Regions from separate parts of the Mus musculus genome. Here region 1 is linked to region 2. Evidence: chromatin loops called from intact Hi-C (ENCODE). Cell type or tissue: heart. All regions are shown on one strand.

What was found. A loop is a pair of places that touch in the nucleus more often than their neighbours do. Peaks named below come from ENCODE experiments on the same cell type or tissue, not always from the same donor. Only the 100,000 strongest peaks of a DNase experiment are listed, where the experiment ranks them.
Region 1: a loop joins it to region 2, with 2.3 times the contacts of the local background. A loop is called at or near these places in 3 of 42 quality-filtered maps.

Annotation. Positions count from the first base shown.
Region 1 is chr13:30,333,621-30,338,620 of GRCm38, reverse strand. It overlaps Agtr1a (angiotensin II receptor, type 1a), which reads right to left and starts at 2,265. Exons shown (of 3, transcript NM_177322.3): 1 at 2,032-2,265. In heart, no CTCF peak of the experiment used is centred here; a DNase peak (open chromatin) is centred at 2,100; H3K4me3 peaks cover 1,374 bases; H3K27ac peaks cover 935 bases; H3K27me3 peaks cover 271 bases.
Region 2 is chr13:30,528,268-30,533,267 of GRCm38, reverse strand. No RefSeq gene overlaps it. Among named protein-coding and RNA genes, the nearest start is that of Uqcrfs1, 15 kb to the left of the region's middle. In heart, a CTCF peak has its summit at 2,285 (motif pointing right); no DNase peak of the experiment used is centred here.

The sequences.
Region 1 (5,000 bases), 190 kb after region 2:
TGAACGGCACATAGTGTGTCCTTCCTACACTGACCAGGGTAAGGCAAGATGACCGGAGCTCAGCAAGCCTCACTCAGATACTGTGATGGGCAAACATTTTGTAAATCTCTGGATAACAGGTTTTCACATAAGAGAAAACCCACTCTCTTCTAAGGTGGTGGATGCAGAGTTAGTTAGTTAGTTAGTTAGTTAGTTAGTTAGTTAGATGTTCTCTGAGTTCCAAGGAAGAGTAAAACTAGAAATTAAAACCTTGTAAAGGGGAAAATAAGCCAACACCACCAACAAAAACAAGGCATCCAGGAAGAGAAGAAGGGCTCAGAAAAGTCAGTCAATTTTAACACCTTACAACTTGAGGCCCCTCCCTAAACCTCAAGCAGTATATATCATACATTATAGGAATTGTCACCTGTGATTTGAGGATAGACCTGTGGACCTCTCACTAAGAAACATTTAACCAGAGATGTTAACAGTTTCGAAGACTTTTATCATGGGATAATAAGGTAACCAGTCTAGACTTTTATGTAGTCAGCAATAACCAAAAACCAGAAAGTATCGAGGTTTTAAAAGACTGTAAGAGACCTTCTGTGCAGTGACCAGAGACTCAGAATTGTTAGATAAATAAAAGCACTCTTAATATCGCGCAGCTAATTCAGGGTAAGAACAAGGAGGGTTCCTGGGCATTAGCAGGAAATTGATGGAGAAGTGACCGTCCAAGTGGGGCCTTAATGGCTCCAAAAAGACTTCCGAGATAAGCAAACAGGACAGGTAGTGTTTGTTTGTTTGTGGTTAAACCAAGGAGATAAAACACTAAAACAAGCTTCTTGGAGTCCTTATATTTGTAAAGTGGGTTAAGGCTTTTGCTTAGGGGCAATAAATACAGGGACTCGGTGGCGGTAACTCTCAAGAAAATCGCTTTAGGAATGAAGTACCTTGAAAAGGGAAACAATGATTACTGACTGCAGAGAGCAGGCTGTGAGGCTGCTCTCTCTCTCTCTCTCTCTCTCTCTCTCTCTCTCTCTCTCTCTCTTTTCCTGGAACGACACAGGAGGAAATTAATGTTGTCGACTTCCAAATGAGACCTCAGGGCACACAGAGTGCCCAAATTTTCCTGAAAAAAAAAAAAAAAAAAAAAAAGACGTCTCCCTGGAGTTGATGGTGGGTCTTTATGCTTAAGGACATGGGCAAACATGGACACCCGTAGCCTATTCTCCTGTGCTTAACCAAAGACAGGGAGCAGGTGAAGTCTTGAGCAGGATTGGCTTAAATTTTCTGGAGACCACCATAGTCTGAGGTTGCGGAGACACTGGCCTAAAGGTTTCTCAAGAAAGTGAAATGAGGTAGAAGAGTGGAGAGCCCTGCTCTCGCTCGCTCGCTTCAGTACTGAATCGGAGCCACTGAAATCCAGTGAGGACTACAGGCCAAGACAGCCTGCTGAGATGCAGCCACCAGCTTCTCCCCACTTCTGACTGAAGTATCAAAGCTTGGCTGGGAACACCTGTGGTTATGGCGTTTGGCCCCACTACCATCTATGTGATACTGATGATCCACTAGTAGAACCCGCACTGAGAAGAAGGAGAGAAGGCAGTGCAGGGTCATTGGCAAACAAAGGTGAGGCTGGGGACAATCTTAACTTAAGCTCAAAGTAGCACAACTTCAGATTTTGGCCCCGCGGTCATACAGGCTACGGTTAAATTCAGGTCACAGCTAAAATACAACAGTTATTTAAAAGCACGGCGGAAAACTGACTTGCTTGCCTCACATTTCTGTAGATTTCTAGCCTGTACTCGAAGAGTTTGATCAAAACATTATGACTCCTTTGGACCACGCTGCAAACGAGCGCACTTTCCTCCCACCTGATCCGGTGAAGGGCAGCCCCCTCCAGGCTCATTCCGCTGGCCGGGAGTGAGCTCGCTCCCCTGGGTCCCCCGGGTCCTCCGTGCCCAGTACTCTAGATTCAGATGTGGTGACAAGGAACCTACCCACTCCCGCCCCTGATCACCACGCTGGCGGGACGCCTGGGCTAGGACTCACCCGGGAGAGCAGCAGAGCTGGGAGAGCCGCAGAGCTGGTACTGGCTTCAGCCACCCCAGCGACCCACCCCAGCGACCCGTGGACCAGGACTCAAGCCTCGAGTCCTCTCCGGCCAGACAGCATCATCCAGTCCCTCCCAACTGCCTGGCGATCAGCAGCGAGGCACTTCCATATTTATAGCCTAGGGGGACGTTGCTACTCCGCAGGTTCCAACCCTAAGGCTTTGCACTCCTCCCTCGCCCCGCCCCGCCCCGCCCCGCCCCGAGACCCTCTGTCCAACCCTCTCCCTCTCCAGTTTCTGACGGAGTCTTCCCTGCTGCCAGTCACCGATGTGCCCTTCCAGATCCAAGCTCAGCTGGTCCTGAATCCCACATCCCAGCCTGAAGTGTTGAAGATGGAGGGAGGTGGGCGTAAGGCCACATGAACTGACTCCAAGATAAATGCTTCACTTAGAAAGAAGAAAAAAAAAATCTTGGAAAAATTTTAAGGATGAATTAAGGAACTCCCTTTCTTCGCTGTGGCTGACTCAAAATTTGAGGCCTGTGCTGTGGATTACATATGGCATGGATTAATTTCAGAGTTGTAAAATAAAAGATTATCAGTTCCTCCTAGTTTACACGTGGCTCAAGCTGCATTTATTTTAAAATAAAAACAGACTGCCAAAAAAATAGCACAAAATATTTGAGAACAAAATGAACTCAATTCTAAATTAGAAAGAAAGAAAGAAAGAAAAAAAGAAAGAAAGAAAGAAAGAAAGAAAGAAAGAAAGAAAGGAAGGAAGGAAGGAAGAAAGGAAGGAAGAAAAGAAAGAAAGAGAGAAAGGAAAGAAAGAGAGAAAGGAAAGGAGAGGAGAGGAGAGGAGAGGAGAGGAGAGGAGAGGAGAGGAGAGGAGAGGAAAGGAAAGGAAAGGAAAGGAAAGGAAAGGAAAGGAAAGGAAAGGAAAGGAAAGGAAAGGAAAGGAAAGGAAAGGGGAAATACATTCTGCAGTGTATCACGAGGCCAGAATTACTCTGATACCAAACTCAGGCAACACAGTACAAGCCAACTTCAGACTAACAGCTTCTATGGATGGAGATGCAAATCCTAATGAAGTGCTAGCGATTCAAATCCAGTGGAAAAATAAAGGTATTGAGACCATGATGTGCCCTGCTCTGAATTACTCGACATTGTGCAAAACAATGGCTTTCGACTGCAGAGTTTGTATTTTACAAGCAGCATTGACTCCACTTAAAGTGAAAATGCAGAAGTAGAATTCGCACCTTGATGTGCACATAAACATCATCTGCCTGTCACCAGCTACATGGCACAGATAGATTAACAATTTATTTCTTAAGGCAGAAAGCCCCCACCCCCACCCCACGCCCCATGCCCCGCTACTTAAAAAACAATCGAAGTAAATGGAGACTATAGCCACACACGCCGAGGTTAATATCAAATCTGGGAAACCAGGAGTGACAGCACACTGGACTGGCAAGACTGGAAAAGGGTGCAGCTCTCTCACCTGAGCCCCATGAAGAGAAGAAGCCCTAAGGCTTCAGGGGTAAGAAGCCCTATCTTTCCACCCTGTGTGCGTCACAGAGTGCCCAGCCCTCCTAGAGGCTTCAACTTAGCTCAGTCTCTGCTATGATGTGGCTGTTCTATTTGAAGTGACACATATGCCCACTTGTGTGTCTCTACCTGACATGAAACTGTCTCCAGGGCTGAGTCCTGCACTTGGCTGCTAAAGCCTCTGCCAGTGGCTCAGCTCAAACCTTGACTTTTAGCAGCAGACCTCCAGCAGCGGTTATCTCATTACCATAGAGGCCCCTTTTGACCCCTTTAGCTGCCTGCTTCTCAAGCATCTTTGCAATTCCCTGAGTCCTATTAGATACTCTTCAATGCTATGTAGCCGATGTCTAAATTACATATATGTGTGTGTATATATAGTGTGTGTATAGTGTGTGTGTGTGATGTATAGTGCATAATCTGAAAGTTAATGTTCATAGGTAAGATTGGAATAAAAGGGTCTGTGTTTCTGCATTTGCCTTGTCAGGTTATCAAGGAATTGGACACTCCTTAGCAAATTGATTCTTACAAAGTCAATATTCCTTGTGAATTTATTGTTATCCAATAAATTCTGGCATTGTGAAAAGTCACAGGCATGTTGGTTGAATCTTTGCAAAGATATAAACTCAGTTTTTAAAAGTGCAGGTCTTCTGTTATGAAACCTGGAACAAAGACTCTGCTGGAAGATAACAGGAGCAGCGCCCTACAGGAGACAAGCTCGGGACAGGGCTTCCTGAACTCTGTTCCCTCCAGAACTACAGCCAACAACTGACAAATGAGACCCCATGGAAACTAAAGGTCTTCTGCACAGGGAGAGAAACAGAATCAGCCAACTGAGTGAGGTGGAAGCCCACAGAGTAGGAAAGAATCTTTTCCAGCTATACATTAATTTCCAGAATATATAAACTATTTAATTATATATGATATGCATATAAATTATATTATTATACATAACATGCATATGAATTATATATAGTATATAACATGACATTTAACATGTAACATGTGACATGTAGCATATACTATAACATGATATATAATTATGACATTTGACATATGACATAACATAATGTATTAACACATAACACATAATATATATTTAAGTTATTTAACTATAGGATTAATTTCCAAAATATATAAGTAACAAAAAAAGTCAAGAAAACACAATTTAAAAATGGCCTCTGGATCTGAACAGAGTTCTCTAAAGAAGAAATAACAGTGGCTAAGAAATATATTATAAAATGTTCAACATCTTTAACCATCAGAGAAATGAAAATTAAACTAGTCTAAGATTCCATCTTACAGCCCTAAGAATAGTGAAGATGAAGAAAACAGGTGTTAGCAAATGTTATTGAGGATGCAGGAAAGGGGGGACTTTTGATTGAGAACTGATGCAGCCAATATGGAAATTAGTGTGGAAAATT
Region 2 (5,000 bases):
TATTAATAGTTGAGTAGTACTCCACTGTGTAAACAAATTACATTTTCTTTATCCATTTTTTAGTTGAGGAACATCTGGGTTGTTTACAGTTTTTGGCTATTACAAATAAAGCTACTATGAACATAGTTGAGCAAGTGTCCTTGTGGTATGATAGAGCATCTTTTGGGTATATCCCAGACGTGGTGTAGCTGGGTCCTGAGGTAGAACTATTCTCAATTTCCTGAGAAACCTCCAAATTGATTTCAAAAGTGATTGTACAAGTTTGCATTCCCCCCAACAATGGAGGAGTGTTCCCCTTGCTCCACATCCTAGACACCATGAGCTGTTGCTTTAGTTTTTGATCTTAGCCATTCTGATGGGTGTAAAATGGAATCTCACAGTCGTTTTGATTTGCATTTCCCTGATGACTAAGGATGCTGAACATTTCTTTAAGTGCTTCTAAGCCATTAGAGATACCTCTGAAAATTCTCTGATTATATCTGTACCCCATTTTAAAAATTGGATTATTTGATTTGTTGACTGATGTCTAATTTCTTGAGTTATATTTAGATGCCAGCTCTCTGTCAGATGTGAAACTATACAGGATTGTTTGAGAAATCCTGGGTTTTTGTTTTTCCATTATGACGTTGAGTCTTGTTCTTTCAAAGTCTGTTAAGAATTGTGTTGAAATTATGATGTGAATTGTGATGAATCTGTAGATTGCTTTTGATAGGATGGACATTTTTAGTGTGTTCACCCTACAGATCCATGAGCATGGTAAGTCATTCCATCTTCTGATATCTTCCTCAATTTCTTTCTTCAAAGATAAGTTATGATACAGATCTTTCACTTGCTTAGTTAGAATTACACCAAGGTATTTTATATTATTTGTGGCTATTGTGAAGGGTGTTGTTTCCCTAATTTCCTTCTCAGTCCATTTATCATTTGTATAAAGGAGGGCCACTGACTTCTTTGAGTTATTTTGTCTCTAGCTACTTTGCTGAAGTTGTTTATCAGCTATAGGAGTTCTCTGGTAGAATGTTGGGGGTCACTTATGTATATAATCATATCAACTGTGAATAACAGTACCTTCAAGTCTTCCTTCCCAATATGTAACCCCTTGATCTCCTTTAGTTGTCTCATTGGTCTTGCTCAAGTACTAGGTAGAATAGCTATGGACAGTGGACAGCCTTGTCTTGTCCCTGATTTCAGTGGAATTGTTTTTAAGTTTCTCTCCATTTATTTTGATATTGACTATTGGCATGCTGTATATTGCTTTGATATGTTTAGGTATGTGCCTTGAATTTTTTACCTCTCCAACACTTTTATCATGAAGGGGTGTTCTATTTTGTCAAAGGCTTTTTCAGATGTAATCAGATAACCATGTGGGTTTTTTTTCCTTTGAGTTTGCTTATATAGTATTATGTTGATGGATTTTTACATATGCTATGGCTAATCAACACCAATAACTGGACAAGAACACTAGGAAAGACCTCCCCGATTCCCAGAATTTCAGCTTAAAATCGGAAATAATAGTCTTAACTCAGGTGCCCACGTGGAAAGAAAAGGGACATTAACTCAAAGTAATTTCCAAATATCCTTTCTCAGTGACCCAGGCTTAATGGAGGTGGAAGAGGGGAAAGAGGAGAGAAGGGAGGGAGACTTTTCCACCTGCTGTGAGGGCTTTACAATTTATAGGAAGCCACAAAGGCTGTCAGATGTCATTGTGAGACAGTTTAACTGTTTCTTTGCCTAAGGAAGGTAAATGAGTCCCAGGTTGTCTCCATTGTAAATCACAGAGAGGTTTTCTAATTCACATTTGTGCCTGCTGAAAGCAAGGTAAACCGAGGAAAGCACCCTCTCCCTCCAGACTCCAATTTCAAGAGGAGTCTTAATAGTTTTTTTTGTTCCATACTAATTTTAGGATTTTTTTTCTTTTATTTCTGTGAAGAATGCTGTCGGAATTCCTATTGGGATTGCATTGAATCTGTACACCGCTTTTTGTGGAATGATCACCTTCACAGGGACGTCAAATGAAAACTAAGAGACGAAAGGACGTTTCATTCTAATGAAGGACCGAATCTCGGCTTTCTCTCAGCCGCGCTTCATTTGACTTCTTACGTGTCGTATCGCCTTGACTATCACATTTTAGTTTGTTTCTTTTCCGAATCAGAAAGCCTGTATCTTGATTTCTCTGTAACTTAGCATGTTTTTATCACATCACTAGGGCCACTCAGAGCCAGCTGCTTTCCCTCCTGAGGTTTCGGTGGGAATTCTGGAGCACACTGTCTGCTTTATCCTTTCATTCCAGTAGGGGGCAGCAGATGACAGAAGGACGGATTGGTGAGGGTTCGCTTTCTGTGTTGATGTGTTTCTGTGTGACAAGTGAGAATTAGAGTCTTAGTGAGCCAGTCAATCAGAAAGCCACATGATTCATTTGTGTTTACATTTACAACAGAATTTTCAATTCCTCAAAACTGTGGGGTTTCAGAAAATAACTTCTACCCCATTGTTAGGAATTTCCAAAGTTTGACAAGAACACAGAACTGCACACTTAAGAACAGGACTGATATCAAATCATAGTTCTTCTATAAAATGTTTACACTGTATGCTCTATAGCCTTGGATATTCAGTTAATTCAGTATGAGTTGTGGAGACTTATGTAAAGTTGATACTTTAATGATATATATATCTGCTATGGAGGTATTTATGATACAATATCCAGATAATAGTTACACACTATAGACAATTAAGAGAATACAAAGGACTTGTGCTTGGTAAAGGAAATACCAGGGAAATATATTTGGAGAAAATAATGCTTACAGATTAAGATTTAATGGTAGTATTCTTTTTGTCCTGTATGATGCATTCCATAAAAGACTTTTTTTTAGACAGGGTTTCTCTGTATAGCCCTGGCTGTCCTGGAACTCACTTTGTAGACCAGGCTGGCCTCGATCTCAGAAATCTGCCTACCTCTGCCTCCCAAGTGCTGGGATTAAAGGCGTGCGCCACCACCGCCCGGCAGAAAGACTGTTTAGATGGGATGTGTGCTTTCTATCGGACTACAACCTACTTCATGCCTATCAGTGTCCACCCGGCACTTTCCCTCTCTCCCCTGAAGACTTGACTTTCAATATCGAGCCCACCTTTTCCCAGCTAAGTGACCTAGGAGAGCCACCCCGTATCTCTGACCCCCATTCCTTTTACAAAATGGCAACAGTGGGACGTGCCCTGAAGAGCTCTTTTGAAAATGAAATGAGACAGTGTTTATAAGTACATCTTCCTCTCTATCCCCTTCCTCTGCCTTGGCCTTACAACATGTGGAAGTCACTCTTGTGAATACCTGTGTCCTGTCAGAAGGGGCTTGGCATGAGAAGGACAGAGGTCTTGGGGCACAGCGTCCAAGTTTCACTCCTGTGAGAACCACAGACAGTGTTCGTGAAGATAATAACTCGAGAAGTTCTAATTTGATGTTTGCAGCCAGTTTTAACAGGCACAGTGTTTTTCTTTTGCTTTGTCATCAAAAGAATAAACTGAGACCTGTCTAGAGTGGGTGGGACAATTGCTGACAGCCAATCTGGGTGACTTGATGGGACTGAGGGGACCCTGGGTCCAGGACACAGCTCTGCCTGCCACCCTGAAGCCTGGAACCAAGCCTTGTTTGTCACAGAGCACTCTGTCCTTTCCAGAGACATTTTCCCATCCTTGGCAATGAGAGTGTCTAATGGTGGAACTGACCCATCTTCTCATGTCCTTTTGTAGATCGACGCTTGAGAAAGGGACAGCTCATCTGTCTCTCGGGAGGAATAGAAAAGTAGCCCGGGCTGGGGGCTTCAAAGCATGAATTCTGGGGGCTGTAACTCAGGTCAAGACAGAACTGTGGCGTTCTGGTGAAGCAGAAGTGAAGTACAGCCGCCATCTCTGATGCCGCCCAATAACAAAGGAAAGCACAAGAAAGAGGAGTCTTAAATATCTAAAACGTCTAAGCTATCAGCCCTTTTATGAGGAGATCTCTTCACAGGAAACCCCCCCCCCCCCCAGGGCTTAACCTCATTCAGCTAGACAAGAGGGCTTCCCAGATATCCATAGGTTACCAGTAAGGTCCCAGCAAGTCCCACTCTAGAACTCTTGCCAACCCCTCGTCTGCTCCCATGGGCCTGGTGAGGGTGTCCAGGGTGTGACAGAGCAGGGAAGTCTGGAGAACACTGTGTCCTAAGAGTGGGGGTTTTATTTGTGTTTCTTTTAATACATGCTGTGACTCAGGCTATCCTAGAACTCCTTAGATATCCCAGGCTGGCCCCGAACTCATAGTAACCCTCTAGCCTCAGCCTCTTAAGTGCTGCGGTTTCAGGTGTGTGCTACCAGGACCAGCGGAAAGCATTGGAAACATTTAATGTACTTTACCCATGATGAGTCCGTGTGCTGAGATATTTGATGAGGAAGGAAGGTCCATCCATGGCCTCTGTGCTGGGTTGAATAAAAAGGGATTGAGAAAGAAAGCCTGTTAAGAACCAGCATCCTCCCTCCCACCTCCGTGTGTTTCCAGATCTGCTAGGAAAATGCACATCAAGTCAAATCCACTGAACCTCGTGTTAACCCAGCTAAGCACAGTCAGCAACATGGCTACTAGGTAGTTTTTGGTGCAGATCCTTCTCTTGTCAAAAATATATCCCTTTTCACAACCCAGCTTGGAGGACTATTATGTTTTAGTATGCTCTCACACCCTATAAGATTTCTACTTTTTTTTTTTTTTTTTTTTTAATGAGATAGGATTTTTATGTAGCCCTGGCTGACCTAGAACTCCCTGTAGAGACCAGGGTGGCCTTGAACTCTCTCTGCCTCTCAAATGTCAGGATCAAAGGCACACAGCACCCCGTCTAGCTTGGAATCTAAAATTTTAATAACATTATGGGCATGTCAGTTATGGATAAGGATACAGACTTGTATGAAGAAATTGCCTCTTTCACTCTGGGAATGACTTTCTCCCCTTCTCTTTCTCTCTAATGAGACCACGGCCTTCC